2 separate regions of the Homo sapiens genome follow, and region 2 is linked to region 1. Evidence: chromatin loops called from intact Hi-C (ENCODE). Cell type or tissue: heart left ventricle. All regions are shown on one strand. Links, peaks and the distances in the headings refer to the core of each region. The heading gives the core; the rest is flanking DNA.

What was found. Hi-C counts contacts between places; a loop is a spot of excess contacts. Peaks named below come from ENCODE experiments on the same cell type or tissue, not always from the same donor. Only the 100,000 strongest peaks of a DNase experiment are listed, where the experiment ranks them.
Region 2: it touches region 1 in a loop (4-fold over the local background); 12 of 110 quality-filtered maps call a loop at or near these places.

The regions. Positions count from the first base shown.
Region 1 is chr9:3,729,152-3,737,566 of GRCh38, forward strand. No RefSeq gene overlaps it. Among named protein-coding and RNA genes, the nearest start is that of RFX3-DT, 65 kb to the left of the region's middle. In heart left ventricle, for the core only: a CTCF peak has its summit at 3,649; a DNase peak (open chromatin) is centred at 4,590; H3K4me3 peaks cover 439 bases; H3K27ac peaks cover 1,061 bases.
Region 2 is chr9:4,312,165-4,320,579 of GRCh38, forward strand. It overlaps a transcript of GLIS3 not described here. Among named protein-coding and RNA genes, the nearest start is that of GLIS3, 16 kb to the left of the region's middle. In heart left ventricle, for the core only: a CTCF peak has its summit at 3,638 (motif pointing right); a DNase peak (open chromatin) is centred at 3,637.

The DNA.
Region 1 (8,415 bases), core at 240-8,239:
CTCAAACTCCTGACATCAAGTAATCCACCTGCCTCGGCCTCCCACAGTGCTTGGATTACAGGAATGAGCCACCACACCTGGCTATCAACCTGGGACACTGTAACGCCATCCTCTAGGAAAGACTGTACTATAGAGAACAATGTAAATTGTATCACTTTTCTACATTTAAGGTTTTTTTATTTGTTTTGCTTTTGTTTTCAATGCAGGAAGAGCTTGTTCTTCAAAATTGATTGAATTGCCAGTAAAATTATTAATTTTCTTAGCAGCATGATGGGCAAGAAATCTAAACTTCAAGTGAAACTAGTCATGCTTGCATTATTTTTTGCAATTAATTGCTTGAGTCTAAGCCTGCCATTTAAAGAAGAAAATCTAGGATACATCATTTGATACATACCCACTTCCCTACTCTGCCACACACCCATGCATAAAAAGTCAAACCACCTATATTTAGATGAAGAAGAGGCTTGATAGTTCTTCAGTTTATAGGTGCCAAACTTCAGCCAGAGCTATACACTGTGGCCACTGAACACTGGTCTTGCCCAGTCCAGGGGATGCTTGGTTACTCCTGTGGAGATGTTCTTGTGTGGATGTTATAGGAGGCTCTACAATCAGTCTAGCTCATACTCCTGTGCTATGGCTGCCAAAATTACTACCCTATAACCAGGCCCAGAAGAATTTCAGGTTGTAGCCACATATGCCAGAGTTAGTTTTCCTTAACCCCCATTACTGAGTTCATTCAACAAGAAAGGCTAAAGAATTTGCCCAAAGTTACACAGCTATAGAGGGCAGAGATGGGTTGCAAAATTAAGTCTTCAGATTCCCAATGCTTTTTCCATTAAATCTTGCTACCTTTCCATTAAATTTGTTGGTTTCTATGGATTCAAAACTGGGAAACAAACCTTGATCAGGTTACTAAGAACCTCATATCATGTCCAGCTGATCTTTTGAAAGGAAGGATTCATTGAATCTGGGGTGAATAGTCCTATGTTGTATTTGGTGGCTTAGAGCCCATGACTTTTAGTTTGAAGGCATTTGGACATATCTTCCAACACTTTATACACAGATACTTTTCTGCCTCAGTGGCATACTGGAGAGCCTTTTCTTTTCTTTTAGAGACAGAGTCTCACTGTTGCTCAGGCCAGAATGCTGTGGTGTAATTATGGCTCACTAACCTCGAACTCCTGGGCTCAAGAAATTCTCTGTCTCAGCCTCCTGAGTATCTAGGACTACAGGTGCATGCCACCATATCTGGCTAATTTAAAATGTTTTTGTAGAGATGGGGTCTTGCTCTGTTACACAGGGTGGTCTTCAACACCTGGCTTCAAGTGATCTTCCTGCCTCAGACTCCAAAAGCACTGGGATGACAGGCATGACCAACACACCCAGCCCCAAGAGACTTTTTAATGCTACATTTACTCAATTGGGATATGTACTTCATATAGAAATGAAAGATGAGCGAACTTCAAACATGAGATAAAGATTTCAAAATGTGTCATATCCGGGTTAAAAGTCTCAGAAAATACTTGTAACAATGAGACACACAGTGCATAAATTCTTAGTAATTTGTTTGTCCTTCAGCCACATGGTGGGACACATACCTAATCACACCAATAATAGTATCATGACATACCTTTCACATTATAATGTGCTATATATAATGCTATAACTTGTCATTAAAACATGCAATGAAGTAATAAACACAAATGGACTTTGTGGTTAGAATCAAAACTACTTTTTCTAATTTGAAAAAGAAACTGAAAATTGTATAAATGTTCCTCCAAATTGAGTTGTTTCTTAAATTCTTATTAACGTTTCATTATATCCCCTCTTCACTTCATTTCCTAATTTAACAATTTACTCGATACTCCCAAGGGTGACATGGCTGTCCTCTATAAAGGCACAGAATGTTCAACATGCCCCAAAGAAGGCAGAGTGATGGAAAGGACAGACAGCTAGACTGGGAAGAAACAGATCTGTGTTTAGTTGTGCTGTATTAGAAACATCACCCAATTCTAGGTTTCAGTTTTCTCATGTTCAAACTAAGTGGAGGAATTAAACTAAACAACTTCTAAGATACTTTCCACCTTTGAAATTTTAGACCTCTGGCTTTTGATTAAATTTCCTGAATGCCAACCTCCTCATCCAGAAGGACTATGCTGAAGGCCACATAAGAAAGTGATGACTTATGTTTACTTGAGCCCCTGTAATCCCAGTGGAGAGACTGAGATGCCTACCCATGAAGCTGAAGCACATATTTGGAATACGTAATGCTTTGTATTTCTTTAAAAATTTAATTTAGTTCATTTTTAAAGAGATTTTATTAGTCCATTTTCTGCTGTTTTAACAGAATATCACAGGCTGGGTAATTCATTTTAAAAAAGAAGTTGATTTGGCTCACAGCTCTGGAGGCTAGGAAGTCCAATAGCATGGCCCCAGCATCTGGTGAGGGCCTTCCCATGCATCATCCGTGGCAGAAGGCATTATGTGGTGAGCAAGTGCATGAGGTGGAGAGAAAATGGGGGCCAAACTTACCCTTTGATCAGGACCCCACTTCTGAGATAACTAATCCACTCCTGTAACAGCATTAATCCATTCACCAGGCAGAGCCCTCATGACCTCATCACTTCTCAAAGGCCCCACTCCCCAATACCATTTTATTGGAAATTAAATGTCAGCATGGGTTTTGGAGGGAACATTCAAACCATAGCAGAGAAAAAAGGCACTCCTTAGTCTGTGGTGATTAAAAAGGGTGAAGGGAGCAGGAATAAACTCAGCAATTCAGCACCCTGCGTACACCAATCTGAGAGATATAAAAAATATTTCCTGTTCAGGCAACAAAAACTTAAAAGCCAATAGTTATGGTACGCAAATAACTGATAAGCTAAACTGTATTAACAGTATAAACTGTTTTGTATTCCACTCTATATAACTTTACCAGGTAGGTTCCATTCTGGATTATTACAAATAGGGATTTGACATTTCTTTTATAATTGGACGCCTGGGGTGTACAATAAAAATATTTCAGTCTCTGCACCTCCCCTCTCTGCTTCCTTCTTTTACAATGGCAAATTTCCCTTCTCTTCTACAAGCTGACAAAATACAGCCTGCTTTCTGGCTCGCATGTACCACATGCTGGTCACACACAGCTGTTTACAAAAATGCAGACTTTTGCTGCCTAGAAGAGTATTTTACCCGGTACTCAGCAGTTATAGACAAGTGATTATCTTTAAACTCTGATCTTAAATTTGAGTGATGTAAGATGGTTGATTTATTCTTTATAATTATTCCATAAAAATAATAAATAGATACCTAATCTGAAAGATAGTTACAGATCTTGCTTTATGGAGGTCACTGAATTCTTCAGTGTTCCATGAATAACACTGTTCGGGTCTAAGAGGTCACAGCACAAATAGAAAGTAGTGTTGGATACACATTTCTTAGTCTCTACCAACAGAGATCACCAACATGAGAATTGTTCAGAAGGATAACGATGCCTCAAGTATGTAAGGTATGTCTGTAATACAAATGAAACAGGCATTTGGGGGAGAAAAAACCTTTTGCCTTACTCGAGAGAGGAGCCATTCCAGAGGCTTGCCTGCACGGAAGTCTGTGGCTCTAGCTGCATTTCAATGCAGTGCTTAGTTTATTCACCAGGGGTCATCAAAGGTCTGGATTTTCTTTGTCTACTTGTTGACTCATATGTACTCTCTATATACACTCAAGAACCACTGGATTCTTTAGAATTGTGCATCAGGAGATGTGGCTTGCTTTCCTTCTCCCCACCACTCCAGGCCCACCCCCAGCACTTACTCTTTATAGATTTCTACCAGCACACTGCAGCAAGCAAGTCCATTAGATGCATCACAGAAATGCCTTTTCTAACTAAACTAACTTATTTAAAAAAAAAGAGAGAGAGGAAACATGGTATCTAATTAGGTTTTTAAAAAATAATCATTTTCCAAAGTTAGAAAGTGAAAGGCTTTTCACACTATTGTTTTCTAGATTCATGAACCAAATTGCATGCTTGGAAAACAAATGGGTCACGGTTCACTTCTGTTAGATTTCACTTAGTAACGGGTCACAGAGGGCCAGATCAGGTCACCAGATGAACCAGTTAACACTAGGCTGGGACTTTTTAGTCCCTGTTGAGCAAGTAAATAATGAAAGTTTTCAATGAAGATTTTGTTTCTGGCACGGGTAGGATCTCATGGGTCTTGGTGAACCTGATGTCTGGATTGAATACCACCTTTTGTGCAGCCCGCAGTTCCTATCTCAGTTTTCTGTGAAGCACCCTTAAATACCTTTAGTACATAGCTATTGCAAGTAGTTTGATACTTTCTTACCTCTATCCTCTGAATAAACCAGATTGCATCCTTTGAAAGCTCAAAAGTGAGACATATTTCAGCCACAACGAGGAGTGGATTCAGCTTATAGCTTCTTCCCAGGGGAACATAGCTTCTATTTATGAATCAGTGGTATTGAGAGGTGACAACCTGCTGACAGCCCTCGCAGCCCTCGCTCGCTTTCGGCGCCTCCTCGGCCTTGGCGCCCACTCTGGCCCCGCTCGAGGAGCCCTCCAGCCCGCCGCTGCACTGACGGAGCCCCTTTCTGGGCTGGCCAAGGCCGGAGCCTGCTCCCTCAGCTTGCAGGGAGGTGTGGAGGGAGACGCGCAGGCCGGAACCGGGGCTGCGCGCGGCGCTTGCGGGCCAGCGCGAGTTCCGGGTGGGCGTGGGCTCAGCGGGCCCGCACTCGGAGCAGCCGACCAGCCGGCAATCCCCGGGCAGTGAGGGGCTTAGCACCTGGGCCAGCAGCTGCTGTGCTCAATTTCTCGCCCGGCCTTAGCTGCTTCCCTGCGGGGCAGGGCTCGGGACCTGCAGCCCGCCATGCCTGAGCCTCCCCCCACTCCGTGGGCTCCTGTGCGGCCGGAGTCTCCCCGACGAGCGCCGCCCCCTACTCCACGGCGCCCAGTCCCATCGACCGCCCAAGGGCTGAGGAGCGCGGGCACACGGCGCGGGACTGGCAGGCAGCTCCACCTGCGGCTGAGTGCGGGATCCACTGGGTGAAGCCAGCTGGGCTCCTGAGTCTGGTGGGGACTTGGAGAACCTTTATGTCTAGCTAAAGGATTGTAAATACACCAATCGGCACTCTGTATCTAGCTCAAGGTTTGCAAACACACCAATCGGCACCCCGTGTCTAGCTCAGGGGTTGTGAATGCACCAGTGGACACTGTATCTAGCTACTCTGGTGGGGAGGTGGCAAACTTTGTGTCTAGCTCGGGGATTGTAAATGCACCAGTCAGCACCCTGTCAAAACGGACCAATCAGCTCTCTGTAAAATGGACCAATCAGCAGGATGTGGGGGGGGGTGGGCGGGGCCAGATAAGAGAATAAAAGCAGGCTGCCCGAGCCAGCAGTGGCAATCCCCTCAGGTCTTCCTTCGCTGTGTGGAAGCTTTGTTCTTTCGCTCTTTGCAGGAACTCTTGCTGCTGCTCGCTCTTTGGGTCCACGCTGCCTTTAGGAGCTGTAACACTCACGGCGAAGGTCCGCAGCTTCACTCCTGAGCCAGCGAGACCACGAGCCCACCGGGAGGAAAGAACAACTCCAGACGCGCCGCCTTAAGAGCTGTAACACTCACCGTGAAGGTCCGCAGCTTCACTCCTGAGCCGGCGAGACCACGAACCCACCAGAAGGAAGAAACTCCAAAGACGTTCAAACATCAGAAGGAACAAACTCCGGACACGCCACCTTTAAGAACTGTAACACTCACCGCGAGGGTCCATGGCTTCATTCTTGAAGTCAGTGAGATCAAGAACACACCAATTCTGGACCCAGTATCTCCCCATACCCTAACTCCTTTCCCAAAGTAGGCAGAAAAACAGCCCTGTTGTTCCGGTGGAAGCCTTAGCTCTGTATTCCTTTTAGACTGTATTTCAAAACGCATTATTAGAGCCCCAAAGTCACCTGGTGAAAGAATGTGAGAGCTGGAAGTGGCCTCAAAATCCAGTTGAACCCTCTTATTTCATATGTTTGGAAACTGAGCACTAGAAAAGGTAAGTACTGCTTCAAGTCAATTGCTGACAAAATGGATCTAGTCTATTTCTATTGCATGGTGCCTGTTTCCAAATAAGATGTGGAGAAATCTTAACAATACAAAATACATAAGGTAATACCACAGAAAAAGGCAAACGAGACTATGGAATGAGGAGGGAGTCAACTATGACAGATGGCACAGGTGGTAAATTTAGCTCTGAACATTCTTGAGATAACCCAGGGCACATGGTAGCAGTTAGGACTCCTCTCTCCAAAGGTTACTGGTCGTTTTCTTATAGACTTGTCAGGAATGCTATAAAAATACCATGGGACACATGGGGACCATGGTTGTGTCAACAAAAGAAGAGGTTTACCAAGGCTTTTTTTTTTTTTTTTTTTTTCCTGAGATCGAGTTTTGCTCTTGTTGCCCAGGCCAGAGTGTGCAATCTCGGCTCACTGCAACCTCCACCTCCTGGGTTCAAGTGATTCTCCTGCCTCAGCCTCCAGAGTAGCTGGGATTACAGGCATGCACCACCACACCCAGCTAATTTTGTATTTTTAGTAGAGACGGGGTTTCACCATGTTGGTCAGGCTGGTCTCGAACTCCTGACCTCAGGTGATCTACCCGCCTTGGCCTCCCAAAGTGCTGGGATTACAGGCATGAGCCACCATGCCCGGCCAAGGTTTGTTATTAAGAGAGGGTTGTGAGAGCTGATAGAAGATGGTGAACAGTTAGGCAAGGCCTTCTGAGAATCAGAAATCTCCACTCCACACCAGTGTGGAACAAACATTTGGCCAAAATGTACAACAGTGGAGGACACTAATTTTTAGTTAAAAAAAACACCACTACCTATGACCTGTTAGCCTCCTGACATAATATGGATGTTACAATCATGAAAAAAGGAGGGGTGGCCCAAGGTAAGGTCAGTTACTTTTTATTTTCTCTTGGCATAAAATCTTTCTTAAAAGGAACTAGAACACCCTTAAGAAGCAGAATTTGCCCACTGACCACATTCTGTTTTATGTGAAATAATATAACCCAACGTCAACTTCTGCAAAAGCACTACTTTTTCAAGCATCCTCAAAGTAAGTCACAGGGACAGTTATTTCAAAGTGACATTTACATTGTCAATGGGGAACTGAATAGCTGAAGGGTGAGATAGTGATCTAGAGAAGATTTAATCCCAGGACCAAGAGGAGGCAGATATCTGTGAGAGAGATAAGGCAGCCTGGAGCTGCTCATAGCTTCTTATATTTAGATGATTGGGAAACACCGCAAGTTGCAAAAGGCTTTACTAGTTGCTGCTAGTGTGTGCGCGTGTGCGTGTGTGTGTGTGTGTGTTCAGGAGAAACTATTGGGAACATGATCTATTTGCATATGTCTTAATTCATTTTAATTTGGGGGGCTTAAATACTTTGGAATGTATTTCAAAATTCTTTTCTCTCTATCAAGTTATTGTGTGTTTGCTTGTTTGTTTTTGTTTTGGAGGGTGTTTCTGTGCCTCCTATTTGAAAGAGATTAAGTGTTTTTTAAGGGGCTTTAAGGAACTATGAGGAAAATGAGTAAGTTTCTGTTTTGTGAGGAGAACAGAAGGTTGCAGAGGGCAGAGATCATAGCCATCGATTATGAAAGTGTCATGATAGCAGATGATGTGCCTCTGCTTTCTGTGAGACACAGAATAACAAAATGAGTTTTAGCAAAGAAGACTGTTGACAATCTAAAATGTGTCAGTGAGCAATAGAGAGATCCAGGAACTACCTGAAAAGAAGAATAATTGAAAGAACTGGGTTGGTTAGCCTAAAGCTGAGAAGACGTTTAGGCAACATACTATTATAGTTTTCTTAAATAGCCACAGGAGCTATTGAGAGGAAGTTCAGCTCTGTAGAACCATGACCTGGTGGACAGAAGTTTTGAATAGGCAGGTGCAGCATCAGCACAAGGAAGTCCTTCTTATCAATTGATTGGGTGTCTTAGACCTTAAATATTTTCTTACCAATGTCTTTTAGCAGAGGGTGGATGGCGCAACAGGGGTGTTGTAGAGAAGATTCCTGAAGTAGACAGATATTGCATTGGATAATCACAAAGGCTCTTCTTACTTAATCAAACATGGTGGACTAAAGATAACAAAATAAGATGCAAATAATCTACAAAAGCAACCTATTGAGTACATTTATACTCAAAGCTAAATCAGATGACTAAATATGACTATCTTCCTTTTTGCAAGTCTACTTAGAAGCAAACCTGAGACTTTTCCTTCCCCACCCCCACACGTCACTACTCCACTTCCCCTACCCTAATAGTCCAAAGTAATGCGTGAACATGCACTTCAAAAATTAGTAATATATTTTCAGCAAAAGGTAAAGGGTATGTGAGATAGAATTGTGC
Region 2 (8,415 bases), core at 77-8,076, 580 kb after region 1:
TTAAAAGAAAGAAACTTTACAGGCTGGGCATGGTGACTCACGCCTGTAATCCCAGCATTTTGGGAGGCCAAGGCTGGCGGATCACTTGAGGTCAGGAGTTCAAGACCATCCTGGCCAACATGGCAAAACCCCATCTCTACTAAAAATACAAAGAAGAGCCAGGCATGGTGGTGCACACCTGTAATCCCAGCTACTGGGGAGGCTGGGGTAGGAGAATCACTTGAACCAGGGAGTGGGAGGTTGCAGTAAGCTGAGATGGCACCACTTCACTCCAGCCTGGGTGACAGAGTGAGACTTTGTCTCAAAAAGAAAAAAACTTTCCAGTTGTACACATAAACAGGCACCCATATGAGCATGCATGTACATACATGCCAATTTTGCCAATAAATTATGTACAGTATAGTTATACATATGAAAAACAAATCTGCTCTTCCTCCCAGTTTCTTCTTGATTGCACTTGCATTCCTTGTCTTCCTCTCTTCACCTGACTATGCTGTTACCTTAGGCCTTTTCTATCCTTTCCCTCTCTGTTTTATGGCTCTGCTCACTTCGTTGTGGCTTAGTGGAACTGAAGGAGGCCTTGGGGCTGGTGGAGCTGGGTATGCCAGCCCTGAGGGCTGTGTCTTCAGCCAGATCATTTAATCTCTGCTCCTCAGTTTACTCATCCATAGGAAAAGCTAACATTTTTCAGGTGCTTACTCAGGCCAGGCATGTTACATATATTAGTTCATTTAATCCTCACAGTAACACTACGAGGTTGGTAACGTTAGCCCCACATGCACACACTGAGGTACAGAAAAATTAAATCACCTCCCCAGGATACACAATGACAGTAGCTCCTCTACTTTTTCCAGTCTTGTGGCTTCAGAGTCTGTCCTTTTAGCACTATGCTATGCTGTTTCTTTGGGGAAGACAAAAAAGCCTCAAACTGAATTCCACATACCTGTGTAACAGTACTCTTTTGTTGATTAGAGATAACATGGGAGGTGGAGGTTGGACATACAGAATGCCTGGCACATAGTAGGTGTAGCTGTCATCAAACTCCTCTAATGAGTGTCACCCTAAGCTTCCTCCGCACAGCTCCATTAACTCTGGCAAGTGTGTCTGCCTCCATAGCCCACAGGGATCTTAGTTTGAGCAGCTGTCTTCTTTCTCAGCCATTGCTGCTCCCTCTTCAGCCATTCTGCTCACTGTGCCACCTCCCCCTCTCCATCTCACCTTCCCTGCTTTCTGGATGTTTCTGGCATCAGCTTCCATTTTTCAGAACCCGTCTCCTCCCACCACCCAACTTGAGGTCCTCAGTTCTCTCAGCCAGACCATTTCTCTAACCTCCGCGTGGCTCCATTGGCCTCCAGTCTCTCCCCACACAAATTTGGCTGACAGGCAGTTGTCAGATTAATGGTCCTGGATGTGACTCCTTGATCTTGGACCTTGATTTTTCTCTCTGGCAGTATCCCCTGCCCAATACTCTGTTCTTGAGTCAAAATGGACTAGTTACTAGAGTCTCCAAACACACCTTGAGTTTTACCTCTGCTGAGATGCCCTTCCTGGACCAGTCTCCCACCTTAAGATCAAGTTCCAATGCCACCTCCTCCCGCAGCCTTCCCTGGGAGTCTCAAGTGCACGTGGACTTCCTCTCCCTTGCATTTTCCACTGGGTGTGTGTTGCAGGAGGTAGGTGATCAGCGTGCATGGTCTTTTACACCTCTATCTGATTTACAAGGTCTTACACAGGCTTGGGCCTCAATATTTGTTAAAAATATAAATGTGTAAATGGGAAAAACTGAAGTCCAGAAAGAGTCACTGACAAAATCAATAAATCAGGTAGTTGAGAGATGGCGTTACATAAAAATGTAGTTAGCCATATTGCCTGAGTTTAAGCCAACTCTAGCGTTTATTAGCTGGTGTGACCCGGGGCAAGTAACTTAACCTTTGTGTGCCTCAGTTTTCTCAGCAGCAATGTGGGAATAGTAATAGTACTTATCTCATAGGATGGTCATGAGGATTAAGTGAATTAATATTTATAAAATGTGTGAAATGATACTTAATACATTGTAAGCACTCAAATGTGAGCTGGTGTTGTTTTTTATTAATGGCAGGATCAGAATTAGAATCAAGAACCCTTGACTTCCAGTCCAGTGCTCTTTCTCCCAGGCTGCATGTCTTGGCACTGTGTAGCTACCTGCCACCCAATGCTCTCTGTTTCCTCAGTGTCCTTACTCTTTGTTCAACTTCCCCACTCCATGCAAAAAAAGATGCATGCACACAATATGTTTGCATGTGCATATACAATGAAGTCAATAGGTAAATACTGCTTTTTCCATTTAAGGCAGTCTAGAACTTTGATGATGCTATGTGGTCTTCAGGCAAAAAAGAAAGAAAGTAAGGGATCTTCTGTCACTCACAGTGCAGGGTAAACCTCTACTAAGAAAAGAGACAGCTACGGAATCTTTCATATCTTCTCTAGTTCCAAGATGCTTCCACTAGCAGTTTCTGAAAAGCCACCATGAGAGGTTCAGAACTCACATGAAAAAGAACACTGATTTTTCTGGAGCCAGGCAGAACTGGGTTTAGATTTCAGCTTTCTCATTCATTAGCTCTGGGATTTTGGGCAAGTTCCTTTAACCTCTGTCCCTGAGCCTTCATAGGGCTGTAGGGAGAATGGATGAACCAATCTGCAAAAGGCATTAAGCTCAGGGCCGGGCACCCAGCGAACCCTGCTGTTAGCTCTATTCCTTTGGGATGAATAGTGCTGGAACTCTCAGGGATTCAGAGCTGCTGAGGGTGAAAATGGGAAGCCCCGAAAGCCAGTTTGCCAAGACCATAGCTTGTGAAGCCATTCTATAGCTACTGAAGAAATATTTCCTCTCTTCCCTTGTGGTCCTTCCACTCTCTCCTGCTCTTCTGTGTACTGACTCAACCAGAGTGTCTTTTCTCGGAGATACAACTCCCACCAAAGAGAAGAGAAAGAGTCTAATTTTGGATCTCAGTTAATTTGGGAAGTGGCCTTTCTCACACTTAAAATCATGTGTCCCAGATGCATTTCCTAGTGGAAGAAACAAATCTCGTCATCTTGTCAGTCTCTAGTGCACTTTTCAAGCTGACCCAACATGATGTTGAGAGGACAAGTGATCATGCCTATCTCCTACACAAGAAGCCTGAGACTGAATGGTTTGCCGGGAGACTCTGGGGTCCTTATTGTTAGTATTTCAAGGCCTGCTCACTCAGTCCATGTTCTAAAACTCTATATGCAATGACAATTTTCTGTATGCTCTCCATTTAATAATAAGTTTAAAGTTTTATTTTTAAATAAAATGAACCTCTATTTTTTAAAGCCTTTAAATTGATTCAAACCCTTCTAAAACAGAGTTAATTCCTAAACTTCACCCTCTGCCGCCTACATGCCTTAGAAATAGAGTTTTCCATGGAAAACTCTTTTCATGGAAGACATACACTCAGAACACCTCACTTTGTGTGGCTACATTCTCATGAACTTTCCTGCAAAACACAGTGGGGACTGGAGACAACCTCCCTGGGTCTTTTGGGGCCAGCCTCTCTTGAGATACTGCTCTTAACCAAACCCAAGAGGGAGGTTCCTGGAAGGAGAAAGAGTGACTTGGGCCGTCAGTAGGTGGCGCCCGTTCCCCAGCATTAGCCCTGACCCTAGCTCAGCAGTACCAGGACATGTTCTTCCAGGTATGGGGTTCTAGAATGCAGGCCTCTTAGAGCAGATATCTCGTATTACCTCTTGGGATGCTGTTGCCCTGAAACACCAAGTTGTTCACAAAACTCTGCTACTCTAAATTTTAGAAAGGAAGCAGGATATTACATATTGTATTTTTAAAAGAAAACACATATTTATCTGGGATGATCACAATGGAAATTTTAAATACATGCATATCTATGTATGTATGTATATGCTATTCCCCTTTATGAAGCATACATCACACCAACACACCTCTCCTAATGCCACTGTCAGTCTATCCTCAACAAAAAAGATTTCTCCACCTTTTTCTGGTTTTGGAAGAGAGGTTAGGATTCCTACAAGCTAAATTGTAAAGAATAATCATTAAACTCATCTAGCTACCTTTGCAAATCCAGTGACTGCTCACATAACCCCTTCACAGATTCTCCCATAAGGTCCCACAACTTGTTTTGCATTTAAAATACATATTCATTTTTTGTGGGTCCTTAACTGGACTGACTTTATTGCAAGTCAACAGATATTTTAGCAGCTCCTACTCCTTGCTAGGGACAGAGTAGTACAGCAGGTCCTTAAATATCATCATTTCATTCAACATCATTTTGTGATAACATTGATGAGAAAAACAAAATCAGTTCCTGGCCAGATTCACTGTGTGGAGTGTACATGTTCTCTACATGTCTATGTGGGTTTTCTCTGGGTACTCCGGTTTCCACCCATACCCCAAAGTGTGCATGCTAGGTGAATCAGCATGTCTAAATGGTCCCAGTGTGAGTAAGCGTAGGCATGTGTGTGAGTGTGCCCTGAGATGGGACGGCAGCCTGCCCAGAGTTGGTTCCTGCCTTGCCCCCTGAGCTGCTGGGATAAGCTTCGACCATCTGCAACCCTGAACTGGAATAAGCTGGTACATAATTATCTTAGTTATTTTTATTAATCTTTTAAAAATGTATGCATAGCTCAAATTTATTTCCGTGTTTAATATGAGAAGTGTTGGTGATCTTTATTTAGAAGAAGTTTTTGTGACCAGAAAAACCATCATAGGAACTTAACTCTTGTTTATATCCATTAGCCGTTGGTAAAATTGGTTTTTTAATATGTTTTGCTTAAAGTCACAGTGTCTAAGAACCTATTGACAATGTTAAGTGAAGACTTGCTGTCCCTTCAAGGAGATTAATCTAGTTGAAAGATGAGGATGCTTGAGCAGGGCACTTAGAGTAAAGAAAAGATGGTCTTTGATATCCTATTGGCTAAGAAAAAGAAAGAATGTATTCAGTGCCTTTCGACTGCAAGGTTAAGCTCAAAATATATTCTTGCATACTTTAAGTACCGGTCTTTACATCAGAAATGAGGTGGAGATCAAGTTCTCTTGTACTTAGCCTGTGACCCAAGCTGCCATCATCAATCCTTAGCACAGCCTTTCCTTACCCATGCACTGGCTTCTCAGTGAAATCTTCCAGAGAGTTTTTTACAGTACTGATGCCTACCCTAAAGATTCCGATTTAATCACTGTGGGATGCAGCCTCCACACACATTTCCCGAGACATTCTTCTTGCAGCCACACTTGAGAACCACTGCTTTAAAGGCATTTGTAATTGGTATGTCTTTAGGAAGCAGATGTCTTTTTAAAAATATCAGTCTAAAGAAGACACAAAATCCCTATGAAATAACAATGGCAAAAAATGCTAAAGTGAGTATAAAACATTTTAGATTACGTATTGCTTACGATTATTCATCCTTTTATATGATACCTATTTTCATTAGTCATAGATTCTAAATGTATCTTTTTTAAAAATCAGCAGGTTGATCACAAAGGTGGTCTACAGAAAAAATTAAGAGAAAGAAAATGAGCAGGCATTATTCAAGTTCCTACTATGTGAAACATTCATGAAGCTCAGAATTTATTTACTGTTCATTTTGTCTGGGACCTAAAGAATTCAAACCATTGAGAGTGAATGAAGTAGCACATGTAAAAGAGTACTCTGTAAACTTTAAGCTGCCAAGCAGATGGAAGTTATTATCAATAACCTTCTTCAGCCTTACTCAAGCCAAGGGAATTGTTCCTTGTATGATTGATGATAAATAATATTAAAAAAGCACATCTACATGGTAAAATCTCTGTGAAGATAGACTTAGAAAGAACATGTGTATAATGTCAGAAAAGCAACTAGAAAAATTATAGAAACTGAGGAATGTCAAAGTAAGTTATTTCAGCAGCTGGGAAAGGAGGAAGCATGCTTTAAAATGCATGCTTTGAACAAATGTATTGGTATTCTTGGGAGCCAGGGTCTTGCTGCGGGAGAAGTGGTGGGTGGAAGGCAGTTACAATGATGGAAAGTGGGGAGGTAAGGAAGAGTTATCTGGTGTTTGATGGGAATTCGAGGGGCCAGGATGAACCCACAAATTTAAAGAAATGTATATCTCCCAGTTCTGTTCACTGAAAGCACCTAGAATCAATGACATCTCAGTAGTCGTGAGCACACCTAGGGCCCAGAGTTTCGTTTCTGAATACATCCCTCACTAAAAGGAAGCACGGAGAAATGGCTGATTCCAGGACTAGGGCAGGGAAAGTACAAAGCGAGCCGTAAGCATCTTGTGACAGAACGTAAACCCTCAAAAATATAAGGGGCAGTGTCAAAATAACATAGGAGCCAGCTTGAAAGAGCTCCCTCTGGCCAATTATGGGCAATTTTAGCTTCAAAATAACAACAATAAGTTATAAAACATTGGCAGCAAAAAGAGTCCAGATGTTCACACAGAGATAAAAAAATATATAAATAAGTAAATAATGGGGAAGAGAAACCTCTTTTTTACAGTGAAATACTAACAAACATAGAAGAAATGTTTGTTTTAAAAATCACAAACTTGCAGCCTCTGCAGTAATAACAGATGAAGATGACAGTCTTCAAAAGATGCTAAAACTATTAGGTGAAAGTTTGTTGGTGAACAGGATATTTTCAGAGCCTCAAAATATCTCCCCACAGATTACTTGCTGATTGCAAAGGGGGGAAGTTCCTGTACAGTGGGTTCATCAAAGTGACATCATGTGCCTCCCGGAGTGAGCTGCTGAGGACACAACAGTATTTACATGGTATTCCTGCCAAAAATGCACAACCTGAATCTAATCATAAGGAAATGATCAAGCACTCAATTGGAGGGGCATTCTGTAAAACAGCTGGCCTGTACTCTTCAAAAATGTCAATGTCATGAAAGACATGAGGAACCATTCTAGGGTAAAGGAGACAAAATATACATGACAACAAAATGAAATGAGTGATCTCAGCTGGATTCTGAATGAGAAAAAAATCACAAAATTGAATATTAATTGTATATTAGGTAATGGTATTGCATTAATCCTGAATTTGATCATCATACTGTGGTTATGTTAGAAAATATCACTGTACTTAGGGGCAACATTCTAAAATTTTATGGCCATTATATCCATAGCTCCCTCTCAAATGATCCAGATGGGGGAGCAGGAAGAAACAGAACTCAAATGTGGCAAAATGTTAACAACTGGTGAATCTGGGTGAAGGTACATGGAAGCTCATTATTCTATTCTTGCAACTTTTCTGAGAACTTGACGTTTTTCTAAGAAATGATTTTAAACATTTTTAAATGTTTTAAAATTTATTGTGTAATGTGTTTTGGTAAAATCCAAATACTAACACTTTTTTTTTTCTAGAAACAGGTTCTTCCTCTGTCACCAAGGCTGGAATGCAGTGGCATGATCATAGCTCACTGTCACCTCAAACTCCTGGGCTCAAGTGATCCTCCTGCCTCACCCTCCCAGGTAGCTAGGACTATAGGTGTTTGCCACCACGCCTGGCTAATTTTATTTTGGGAGGTAGAGACAGGGTCTCACTATGTTGCCCAGGATGGTTTTGAACTCTGCCCTCAAGCTATCCTCCCACCTCAGTCTCCTACTAGTACCTCTTAAAATGTTATCACAAAATTTCTACCCCAATAACGTTATTGAAATATACTTGATCAGTAATATGAGTAAACTAATATTAATGAATGATTTAGAACCAGAATTCTAATCTGTCTACGCATGGCTCACAGATTTGTTTTGTTCGGCCTATAGAATTGGTCCTTACAGTAGGTTAGTAGAGGGGGTTGTGTGTGTGTGTGTGTGTGTGTGTGTGTGTGTGTGTGTGTGCGCGCGCACAAGAGTCAAATTAGTTGCTAAGTAAGAAACATAAAAATCATGATTTTCAGCTTCTTTTGAAAAATCAAAAGCTGGCAACATTTGACTTCCCAATGGGCGTATCTGAGTCACAGCCACCCCACTTTTGACATGTCATGTTTTTTATAGGTCAACAAATTCCCTTCCATTCTGAATGTCTCTGAATGTCTCCCTGACCCTGCATGCTTCATTCACTCCAGTTGCCTGACTAGCCCCTAAAAGAATTTGAGTTTGTGAGCTGACTTTTGGATAATAAAGAATAAACAGGAAAGTAAGACCATCACCTCTGGAAGGGAGTTGAGAAGGAGGTGGGACTGAAAAGGCATCTTCAGTTCACCATGCCTCAAACTGAACTCTTACTTTCCCCTTCCTGACCCATCCCCACTTTATTGCCAAGCCAGAAACTTAGGGATTTATCCTTCACACCTTTCTCTCTGTCAATACATCTATCAAATCTATTTCTAAATTCTGTAGATTTTACTTCTTAAATATTCTCAAATCTGTCTGTTTCTCTCTATTTCCAACAC